3 separate regions of the Homo sapiens genome follow, and all the other regions are linked to region 1. The links are chromatin contacts, found by Hi-C or POLR2A ChIA-PET in ENCODE. All regions are on one chromosome and are shown on one strand. The core of a region is the stretch at or near the end of the contact, and the rest is flanking DNA. Distances in the headings are between cores, read along the strand shown. Region 1 overlaps PRKCE (protein kinase C epsilon). Region 2 overlaps EPCAM-DT (EPCAM divergent transcript). Region 3 has its middle 59 kb from the start of MSH6.

The links. Hi-C counts contacts between places; a loop is a spot of excess contacts on that map. ChIA-PET counts read pairs that join two places held with the same protein, here RNA polymerase II (POLR2A). Pooled maps may share reads with other maps.
Region 2: a loop to region 1 is called in a pooled map, with 30 times the contacts of the local background. The contact joins two enhancer-like sites. A Hi-C loop is called at or near these places in 3 of 37 single-sample maps with no recorded cell type and 4 of 50 pooled maps.
Region 3: a pooled map shows a loop between it and region 1 (8-fold over the local background). The contact joins two enhancer-like sites. A Hi-C loop is called at or near these places in 3 of 37 single-sample maps with no recorded cell type and 2 of 50 pooled maps. POLR2A ChIA-PET finds 5 or more read pairs at or near these places in 1 of 52 experiments (OCI-LY7).

What each region holds. Positions count from the first base shown.
Region 1 is chr2:45,727,507-45,730,635 of GRCh38, reverse strand. The region is part of intron 1 of PRKCE (protein kinase C epsilon); the gene reads right to left. Among named protein-coding and RNA genes, the nearest start is that of PRKCE-AS1, 54 kb to the right of the region's middle. RefSeq lists enhancers at 300-439, 820-899. Within about 2 kb of position 1,380, at least 5 of the 41 ENCODE cell types and tissues checked have a DNase peak (open chromatin) inside an H3K27ac peak, as active enhancers do; they include OCI-LY7, where a contact is called at or near this core.
Region 2 is chr2:47,308,661-47,311,589 of GRCh38, reverse strand. All of the region lies in intron 3 of EPCAM-DT (EPCAM divergent transcript), which reads left to right. Among named protein-coding and RNA genes, the nearest start is that of BCYRN1, 25 kb to the left of the region's middle. RefSeq lists enhancers at 469-538, 1,799-1,988. Within about 2 kb of position 1,254, at least 26 of the 41 ENCODE cell types and tissues checked have a DNase peak (open chromatin) inside an H3K27ac peak, as active enhancers do.
Region 3 is chr2:47,723,028-47,726,189 of GRCh38, reverse strand. No RefSeq gene overlaps it. Among named protein-coding and RNA genes, the nearest start is that of MSH6, 59 kb to the left of the region's middle. RefSeq lists an enhancer at 1,496-1,945. Within about 2 kb of position 1,854, at least 4 of the 41 ENCODE cell types and tissues checked have a DNase peak (open chromatin) inside an H3K27ac peak, as active enhancers do; they include OCI-LY7, where a contact is called at or near this core.

The DNA.
Region 1 (3,129 bases), core at 131-2,630:
ATACAAAAATTAGCCAGGTGTGGTGGTGCACACCTGTAATCCCACCTACTAAGGTGGCTGAGGCACAAGAATTGCCTGAACCCAGGAGGCAGAAGTCGCAGTGAGCCGAGATTGTGCCACTGTACTCGAGCCTGGGCAACAGGGTGAGACTCTGTCTCGGGAAAAAAAAAAAAAAAAAAATTACAACTGGTGGCTCACAGTTGTAATCCCAGAGCTTTGGGAGGCCAAGGTAGGAGGATCACTTGAGGCCAGGAGTTTGAGACCAGCCTGGGCAACACAGCAAGACTCCATCTCTACAAAAATAAAAAATAAAAAATTAGCTGGGTATGGTGGCCCACACCTGTAATCCTAGCTACCCAGGAGGCTGAGATGGGAGGGTTGTTTGAGCCCAAAAACTTGAGGTTACAGTGAGCACCACTGCACTCAAGTCTGGGTGACAGAGCGGAACCCTGTCTCTAAAAAATTTATTTTTCCAGTGTTGTGCTCTGTTGTCCCCAAACGGCTCTTCAAGCCTGGCGTCTATGGTAACATGACTGTAACCTCAGTGCTGCCCTGCTAATGTGTGGTTTCTGTTTTTCTTCCTCTTTTCAAATCCAAGGTTAACCAACGGACTCAAAACATCCATTCTTGTCAATGTTGTTGAACTATAAAAGTATGACTCTATACCCTTAAAAAATGCAAAATGCCCAGGACCCAAAGATCTCCTCCATGCTGATCTGTTCCTCTTTTAAGACTCCAGGTGGAGCTAGTAGGAACTGCACTCCAGGCTTTGAGCCATTGACAGATCTGCTCCCCTTGAGGCAAGGTGGACGTACTAGTTCTTCCTCCGGTCAAGGATGGCCAGAGCAGTCTGGACCCACTCTGGCCTAATCAGCATCAGCATACAGGCTCATCATCCATTACACTACCAATGTCCCTTGGAATATTTTCTGCTCAAACTTAAAAAATAAGCCCCCATGGAGGATACAGCCTAGAATCTCTAGTACAGATTCAAAAATAGCTGTATTCCTGAGTATGCACATCCCTTCAAAACGGTGTAAAAATTTTCAGAAGCCAAGGGTCAGTGATCACAGCCTCACTGGGGCCTAAAAATATCCTTCAGGCTATTGCTGTAGGAGGGGGAAAAGGAATCGGAAAGTAATGAAGGGGGACACATAGATGCATATGATGGAGGCTCCAGGGAGGGCCGAGCTGGCTTGATATCACATCTACACTGGCTGTCTCATAAGCGTATTAGGATCACACCCTTTGATAATAAAGAGGATGCAATGACCCCTGCTAAGAAGACACAGGCTTGAGCTGAGGATGGCTTTCATGGCACCTTTCATCTACTTTCTCTCTACTCTATCTTGCTCAGTCTCCCATAAGCCAGTGCAAACAGAGACTGCACTGTGTCCTCCACCGCCCTATGTGAATTAACCAGCAAGGATCCTGGTATAAGTGACGTGGTATCAGCTCCTTCGGGTCCCAAGGACAATGCCTCTGTTCCATTGATCAAGGCTTTGGAACTCCTTCCTTTGGAGTCCAGGCTTCCAAGTCATCATGGTAGCCATGGTCGGAATCCTACCTTGGCAAGTTGAGAGCAAGATCCCTGGTGGGGCAGTGAAAAAGAAAGACGATGGGAAGTGAGGGAAGAAGTGGGAATAGAGGCAGCCTCACTTGGCAAACACAGTGCAGCACAGCCTACCAGTTAGGAGCCAGTGCCCCAGTGCCACCGTATACTGAGTTCAAATCTTTGCTAACACCCAGCTCCAACACCCAACTCTAAACACATTACTCAACCTCTCTAACCTTAAAGGAGAGATGATGGTCATACCTTCCTCATACAGTTGTTATGAAAAATAAGTGACATGATGCATGAAAAGCACTCAGCACAGGGCCTCAATAATTAGCAGCTGTTATTGCTCAGATACTGAAAACAAACCATGAACTGGTGAAGACAGACCTCAACTTACAGTCAGGCAACCTGGGGGCTTTCAGTTCCCCATCTGTAAAACAAGGGGCTGAGAATGAAGGTTCCTTCCAGCTCAGACACTCTAGAAGTCTGTGACTAAGATACAAAGATTCCAGCGGCACGTGGGCATTACAACTGTAATATAAAATGACACCCAATAGCACTTGCACCACCCTCAAAGCAAGCAGCATGCACAAGAGGATACTGTGAAGAGTGCGTGTGTTTGGGCATGGGACTATTGGGGGAAGGGTTCTGGTGAAGAAGGGGCCAGTGAAATGGCATTGCTTAGATTGTTCTCTGGCTTGCTAGTCCAACATCCAGGAATGTTTCTGGCCTTCTAGGTATGAAGCAGGCAATTAGGGTCTTATAAAAATAAAAATAAAAAATTTCACTTAAAATCAAGAGGGAGAAATTTCTACTTGCCCTAACCTTGATCCTTTGCCCTTTGAAGCCAAAACAGATACTACCCTTAATTTATTTAGAGTAGCTTCTCACCCATCACCTTACTCCCTTGATGGGATACGAAGGACTTTCTGAAAGGATGTGGAGTCACACTTTGAAAAATACACTTACACAGAAGGAGCAGGCTTGAAAAGAAAAGATACGCTTAAACAGAAAGCGAGGCATGGTGTTTACTCAAGAGACCATCTCCCTCAGCCTGGTTTAAGCCAGTAAGGGCTTTATTTTCCATCTTGGCTTCCCAGAGTTTACTGTAAAAATACATGCCCTGGCTGGGCCCGGTGGCTCACGTCTGTAATCTCAGCACTTTGGGAGGCCGAGGCAGGCAGATCACGAGGTCAGGAGTTTGAGACCAGCCTGACCAACATGGTGAAACCCCGTCTCTACTAAAAATACAAAAATTAGCTGGGTGTGGTGGCGGGCACCTGTAATCCCAGCTACTCAGGAGGCTGAAGCGGGAGAATCGCTTGAACCCAGGAGCCAGCGGTTACAGTGAGCCGAGATCGCACCACTGCACTCTAGCCTGGGTGACAGAGCGAGACTCCGTCTTAAAAATAAAATAAAATAAAATAAAACACATGCCCCAATGTGAAGTCAAGAAGCAGAGTCCAACCAATGCAATGGCAAGAAACTAAAGGCATCAGGGAGCAAATGATGGCCAGCAGAACATCTGGGTGGAATGACAGATGTTGTACAAAAGCTTGGTCAAATCCTCT
Region 2 (2,929 bases), core at 5-2,504, 1.6 Mb before region 1:
TGGGTGTGATGCCCTCCTGAGCCCCTGCAGCTAGAGCATCTGTGACGCACTGCCCAGCTAGTCTGGGCAGGAGCAATGTGTTGGAGTTTGTGCACATGTGTGTGTGCTGGGCGTGCGATGAGCACCCTGCCACACATGTGGGAGCTCAGATGCCACACTCTTCCAGAGCTGTGCCACAGTTTGACTGATCTGTGACTGCAACCGCTCCAGCAAAGCTGGACTCTTGGGGAAAGAATTTTCTCTTCCCAAGCTTGCTGTGTGGGCCCGTGGGGAGACACACAATTGCCTTTGTCATTTGTTCTTCCTGTGTGGGGACAAAAGCCCTTTCACTTGCTGTGGAATGTACAAGAAGTTCTGTGCCGAAGGGCTGCCAGGCGCTGGCCTGGAATCCGACAAACAAGGAGGAGTTGGGGAGATGGCCGTTTCAGCCTGAGGCCCCCCACCTCCTGGTCCTGCCATGCATCTGTGTGGTCGGGGACTGCCAAGAGGGTCCCCACCGTCTGCTTCTTCACCACTGTGTGCACCTGCATCACTGCCACAACCCTGTCTTAATCATGGCCTGAGACACTGCAGCCTGCCACAGGCGGGCACTGTGCCAGGCATGGGTTTTGTCAACTCATTCAACCCTCCCAACGAATGCTGTTATTCCCACTTTGCAGCAGAGGGAACTGACCTTCAGAAGGGAGGGTCTGGGAGGACAGTGCTGAGACTGAAACAGAGGGGCTGGGACATGGTAGGAGGAACAGGACACCACAACCCCTCACCCTGCACTCACAGCTCTAGGGCAGAATGGAGCCTCAACCCTGGGTGTTTATGCTGTGAGCTGAAGTTTAAGCAAAACAAAAATAGAGAACTTAGGTGGGGTTGGGGTGGGGGTAGAACCCGCCAACACGAAACGTCATCGTGGTACAAGTGGCCTTTTCTCATTGCTATTTACATCCCCGGGTGTTTCTATCAGCCCAGAGCCAGAGACTCACCACAGAGCAACCTGTTGCCAGAATGCTGTGGGGGCTGCGCTATTTTAGGAGCAAAGTTTTCCCAGGTGGCTATATTGTCTGCATTTTTCTCACCAGGGTAGGACAATTCATAGAGCCACTAAAGCCAACCACAGTGTTGAACTCTGCTCTAATTTTAAAATGTAAATGAGCAAGCACCAATGGGAAGTGGCCAGGAGCAGACCAGGGCAATCAGCTCCCAGGGGAGCCCCAAGCGTCAACTCCCAGGTAGGGGGTAAGGGTGAGGCCTGCTGGGTGGGGAGTGGACTAATACAGAGGGCTGGGAAAGAAATGTGTGTGTCTAAAAGCAATTTGCATTAGGCCTTTCAGAGCCCAAGTCTGTGGGTTGGCTTGCACAATCTTGCAATCTTACAAGCAAGAGAGGAAGAAAGGAGAGAGGGGAGCCAGGGGAGAAGGGTGTGGGGATCAGACAGGCTTTTGTATGTGATCTTGTTTAAGCAAGACTCTTATCAAAGAGTAATCCTAAACTTTGCGCTTTCTTATCACCCAGCTCCCTGGGGAATGGGTAGGTGACTTTTGAGTTCCACAAGGGAGGATTAATTGCCTGTTAGAGATCAGAGCTCCAAGTAAGCAGATAAGGTTGATAGAGGTGGGTGGGGTGTGGTGGTTTACTTATGTCCCGTGGAGATGTTCTTTGCTCTTATTATCTAGATTCACGTTTTCTGTGCACAAGCCGAACACTGAGGGCTGAGGAGAAAGCTGCCGTCTAGTGAACAGAGCAGCATTGGAGGGTGTGCCTGCTCTGTGCCCCATGCTGCAGATGCTGAGCAGGGGTTGGGATATCAAAGAATGAAGGAATGAGCCATGCTGCACTGTTCAAGAAGGTCCAGTTCTGTGGTGGTTGTGTGAATACAGGACATTCTTTTCTTTCTTTTTTCTTTTTTTTAGACTGGGTCTCATTCTGTCACCCAGGCTAGAGCGCAGTGGCAAGATCCTCAGGCTTCCATAACAACTGTGAAAGTACTGACTGAGTAGTTAAGTTAAATATTAAAAGCTGAAAGGGCCAGTGCCCTTATACAAAGACTGGAATGTAACAAAAGCCCACCAAGAGTTTTGCCTAGGCCTTTCCTGGGCCTTAAAGCGTGACAAAATAATGGAGGAATTCTTAACAGGATCCATTTAGGATTAAACAAATTTTATTGGGGGTCTGAAGAGACTCCCCAGGCCTCCACAGACAAGTTTATTGGGGTCCTGAAGGAACTCCCCAAACGTCTGTGATTTAGCAGGAGACAAGAGTAATCAGCTGGGCACAGTGGCTCATGCCTGTAATCCCAGCACTTTGGGAGGCTGAGGCGGGTGGATCATCTGGGTGGATCACCTGAGGTCAGGAGTTTGAGACCAGCCTGGCCAACATGGTGAAACCCCGTCTCTACTAAAAATACAAAAACTAACTGGGCGTGCTGGTGCACACCTGTAGTCCCAGCTACTCGGCAGGCTGAGGTGGGAGGATCACCTAAGCCTGGAAGGTCAAGACTGCAGTGAGCTGTGATCGTGCCACTGCACTCCAACCTGAGTGACAGCAAGACACGGTCTCCAAAAATAAAAAATGAAAAAAAAAATTTAAAAAGTTTAGTGAGGAAAGAGTGTAACAATTGTTGTGTATCAGTTCTCCACATGTCTCCAAAATTTGGCTCCAGAATTCTGACTTTCAGTTGAGGCTAGAAGGTGGCAGGATAAGCCGGGCATGGTGGCTCACACCTGTAATCCCAGCACTTTGGGAGGCCGAGGTGGGTGGATCATGAGGTCACGAGTTCGAGACCAGCCCGGCCAAGATGGTGAAACACCGTCTCTACTAAAAACACAAAAATTAGCTCGGCATGGTGGCATGTGCCTGTAATCTCAGCTACTCAGGAGGCTGAGGCAGGAGAATCGCTTGAACCCGGGAGGCGGAGGTTGCAGTGAGCCGAGATCGT
Region 3 (3,162 bases), core at 605-3,104, 2.0 Mb before region 1:
CCAGGGACAGGGCCTGGGGAAAGTTTGGCTATAACTGGGCCCAGGGAACTGTGGCTGAGGGAACTGATTTACATCTTGACTGCGGTGGATGACTATAGTCAAAACTCACAATGCTATACACTAAAAAGGGTGAATTTTACTGTATGTAAATTATACCTTAAAAATTTTTTCTATTCTTTTTTTTTTAGAGACAGAGTCTTACTCTGAAGCCCAGGCTGCAGTGTAGTGATGCAATCATAGCTCACTGTAGCCTTGAATCCCTGGGCTTGAGAAATACTCCCGCCTCAGTCTCCTGGGCAGCTAGGATTACAGGCCCACTCCACCATGCCTGGTTAATAAAAAAAAAAAAAAATTATAGAGATGGGATTTCCCTATGTTGCCCAGTCTGGTCTTGAACTCCTGACCTCAAGCGATCCTTCTGCCTTAGCCTCCCAAAGTGCTGGGGTTACAGGCATGAGCCACTATGCCCAGCTAATTTTTTAAATGCATGAAAAACAGGAAGGTTACAACAGCTTGTAGGTCCTTGACCAGAGCTGGCAAATTCTACAAGCGTTCTTTCCAGAGTGAGGCCAGTTTTTTTCTTTCTTCTTCTTTTTTTTTGGGACAGAGTTTCACTCTGTTGTTCAGGTTGGAGTTCAGTGGCGCAATCTCAGCTCACTGCAACCTCCGTCTCGGGTTCAAGTAATTCTCGTGCCTCAGCCTCCTGAGGTTGCTAAATTGGAGATACTAAGGACCAACAGTACTCGTGTTCATCTTGCCTGAGAGGGATGTTACAGGGCAGTCAACAGAGCCAAGAGCTGGGGATTACAGGCATGCGCCACCAAACCTGCTTAATTTTTGTATCTTTAGTAGAGATGGGGTTTTGCTGTGCTAGCCAGGCTGGTCTCGAACTCCTGGCCTCAAGTGATCTGCCCGCCTTGGCCCCCCAAAGTGATGGGTGGCCTAAGCCACTATGCCCGGCCCATTGTCTTTCAAAGCTCCATCACTATGTATTTCCGGGCCAGCAAAATCTTCTAAATTCAAGATCCTTTGCAGCCTGCTGATTGGTGGCTTGAAATCTGAGGGTTAGTGGACTCTGGTCTACATGGGAAAAGTACAAAGGGCAAGAGAAAGCAAGCAGGAGTCCAGGTCACTGAGAGAGCAGCTGACCCTGCCTCCTATCTCCAAATGGGCAGCGGGGCCTGTGGGAGGTAAAGCCCCTATCTCCCACTATTCCTGCAATCTATTCTTCTGGTTCCTTTGGGTAACGCCTTCTTTTTCCAGGTGGCCTGTGAAGCTGTCAATCATGATGCTCGTATATACTCATCTCCCCCACTCTCACCCCAGGAACAGACACGTAAGCCAGGATGACACAGCCAAACAAACTACTCCTTTTCACAGTCCACAGTGATTCATGGAGGGAGGGCACACAACCAAATCAAGGCCAAACAGGATCATCCTGGAGACCACTAAGTAGATAATTGAGAGAGAATTTCTCTCTTCACTGAGGTTGCTAAATTGGAGATACTAAGGACCAACAGTACTCGTGGTCATCTTGCCTGAGAGGGATGTTACAGGGCAGTCAACAGAGCCAAGAGCTGGGGAGGGAACCAGGCCCTGGTAACGTGTGTTGAGCCACTGGATCCAGTCATGCATGAAGTCAGAACCAACCTGGGGCTTCCCAATTATTGAACCATTACTTCCTCTTTTCTCTTGACTGGTTTGAGTTGAGGTTGTTTCTCTCTACATAGGAGTCTTTACTAATACACAATTAAACTTGTACTGTTCTATGGTCATGCACCACTGACAGTTCCACTCAGATGAGTTCGACCAACGGCAAAGGACACCTGCTTTGTGCCAGGCACTGGGGATACAGAGTTGACGAAGACACGGCCCTGCCCCAGAGGAACTCAGAGTCTTATGGAGGAGACAGAAGTATCAGCAAATGCTAAGTGGTCAGATAGAGATTAGTTAACACAAGGAACTATTAGAACACAGGAACCAAGCACTTGCCCCAGCCTGGAGATTCGAATAAGTCTTCTTAGAGATGACCTGTGAGCTGAGTCTCGAAGCCTCACCCATGTGAAAAGATAAAAGAAAGCATCTTTTGGGCAGAGGCATGAGCAAAGACCTGGCAGGGCAAGACAGCATGATGTGTGCAAAAAAATAAAAACACTTGGGTGTTTCTAGAGGAATGCTGTCTAGTAAAAGTCTGTGTTGATGGGAATGTTCTATTTCTATGCTGTCCAGTATGCAATCTCTAGCTAGTAAGCACTTGAAATGTGGATAGTGCAACTGAGAAACTAAATTTTTAATTTTATTTTAACTAAAACTTAGGCCAGGCACAGTGGTTCAGGCCTGTAATCCTAGCACTTTGGGAGGCTAAGATGTGAGGATTGCTTGAGCACAGGAATTCAAGACCAGCCTGGGCAACATAGTGAGACCCCATCTCTACAAAAAATAAAAAATTAGCCGGGCGTGATGGTGCATGCCTGTAGTCCTAGCTACTCAGGAGGCCGAGGTGAGAGGATCCCTTGAGCCTGGGAGGGTGAGGCTGCCGTAAGCCGTCATCACGCCACTACCCTCCAGCCTCAGTGATAGAGTGAGACCCTGTCTAAAATCAAATAATGAAATTTAAAGAGCTGCTTGCAGCTGGTGGCTACCATATTAGACAGTGTAGTGACTGTACGCAGTGAAGTGCAAGGCAGGAGGTGGTGAGAGGTCAGGCAGGCCAGGAGAGCTCCATGAAGGGCCATGAATGCCATTTCAAGGGTGTTGGACTTTAACCAGAAGGTGATGGGGAGTCTTTGGAAGGTGGTAAACTGAAGTGACTTATGTCATCTCAATGGACCAGAAGAAGCCTGGAGTTAGAAGGATGTTGCTCTAGCTGGAGGTAGAACATCTGAAGGTCTGAAACATGGAAATAGCAGAAGGGTTGGTGGGAGGGGCTGATCCAAGAAGCTTCGGAGGATAGAGTCAGCAGGACTGAGTGGTCCCTTGGTTTTGGAGGGTGGGGCTGCATCTTCTGTGTAGGATTTACAAGAAAGATGGGTTCTTGGGTAGTAGGGCTTGGATAGGTTGCTGTTCCCTGGCAGGACTAGAGGTTGGGGGTTCTGGAGCAGCTCCCAGATCCCAAGGCCCCACTTCTCTACAGGTGAGGCTCTGTTAAAGTCAAAGAAGCAG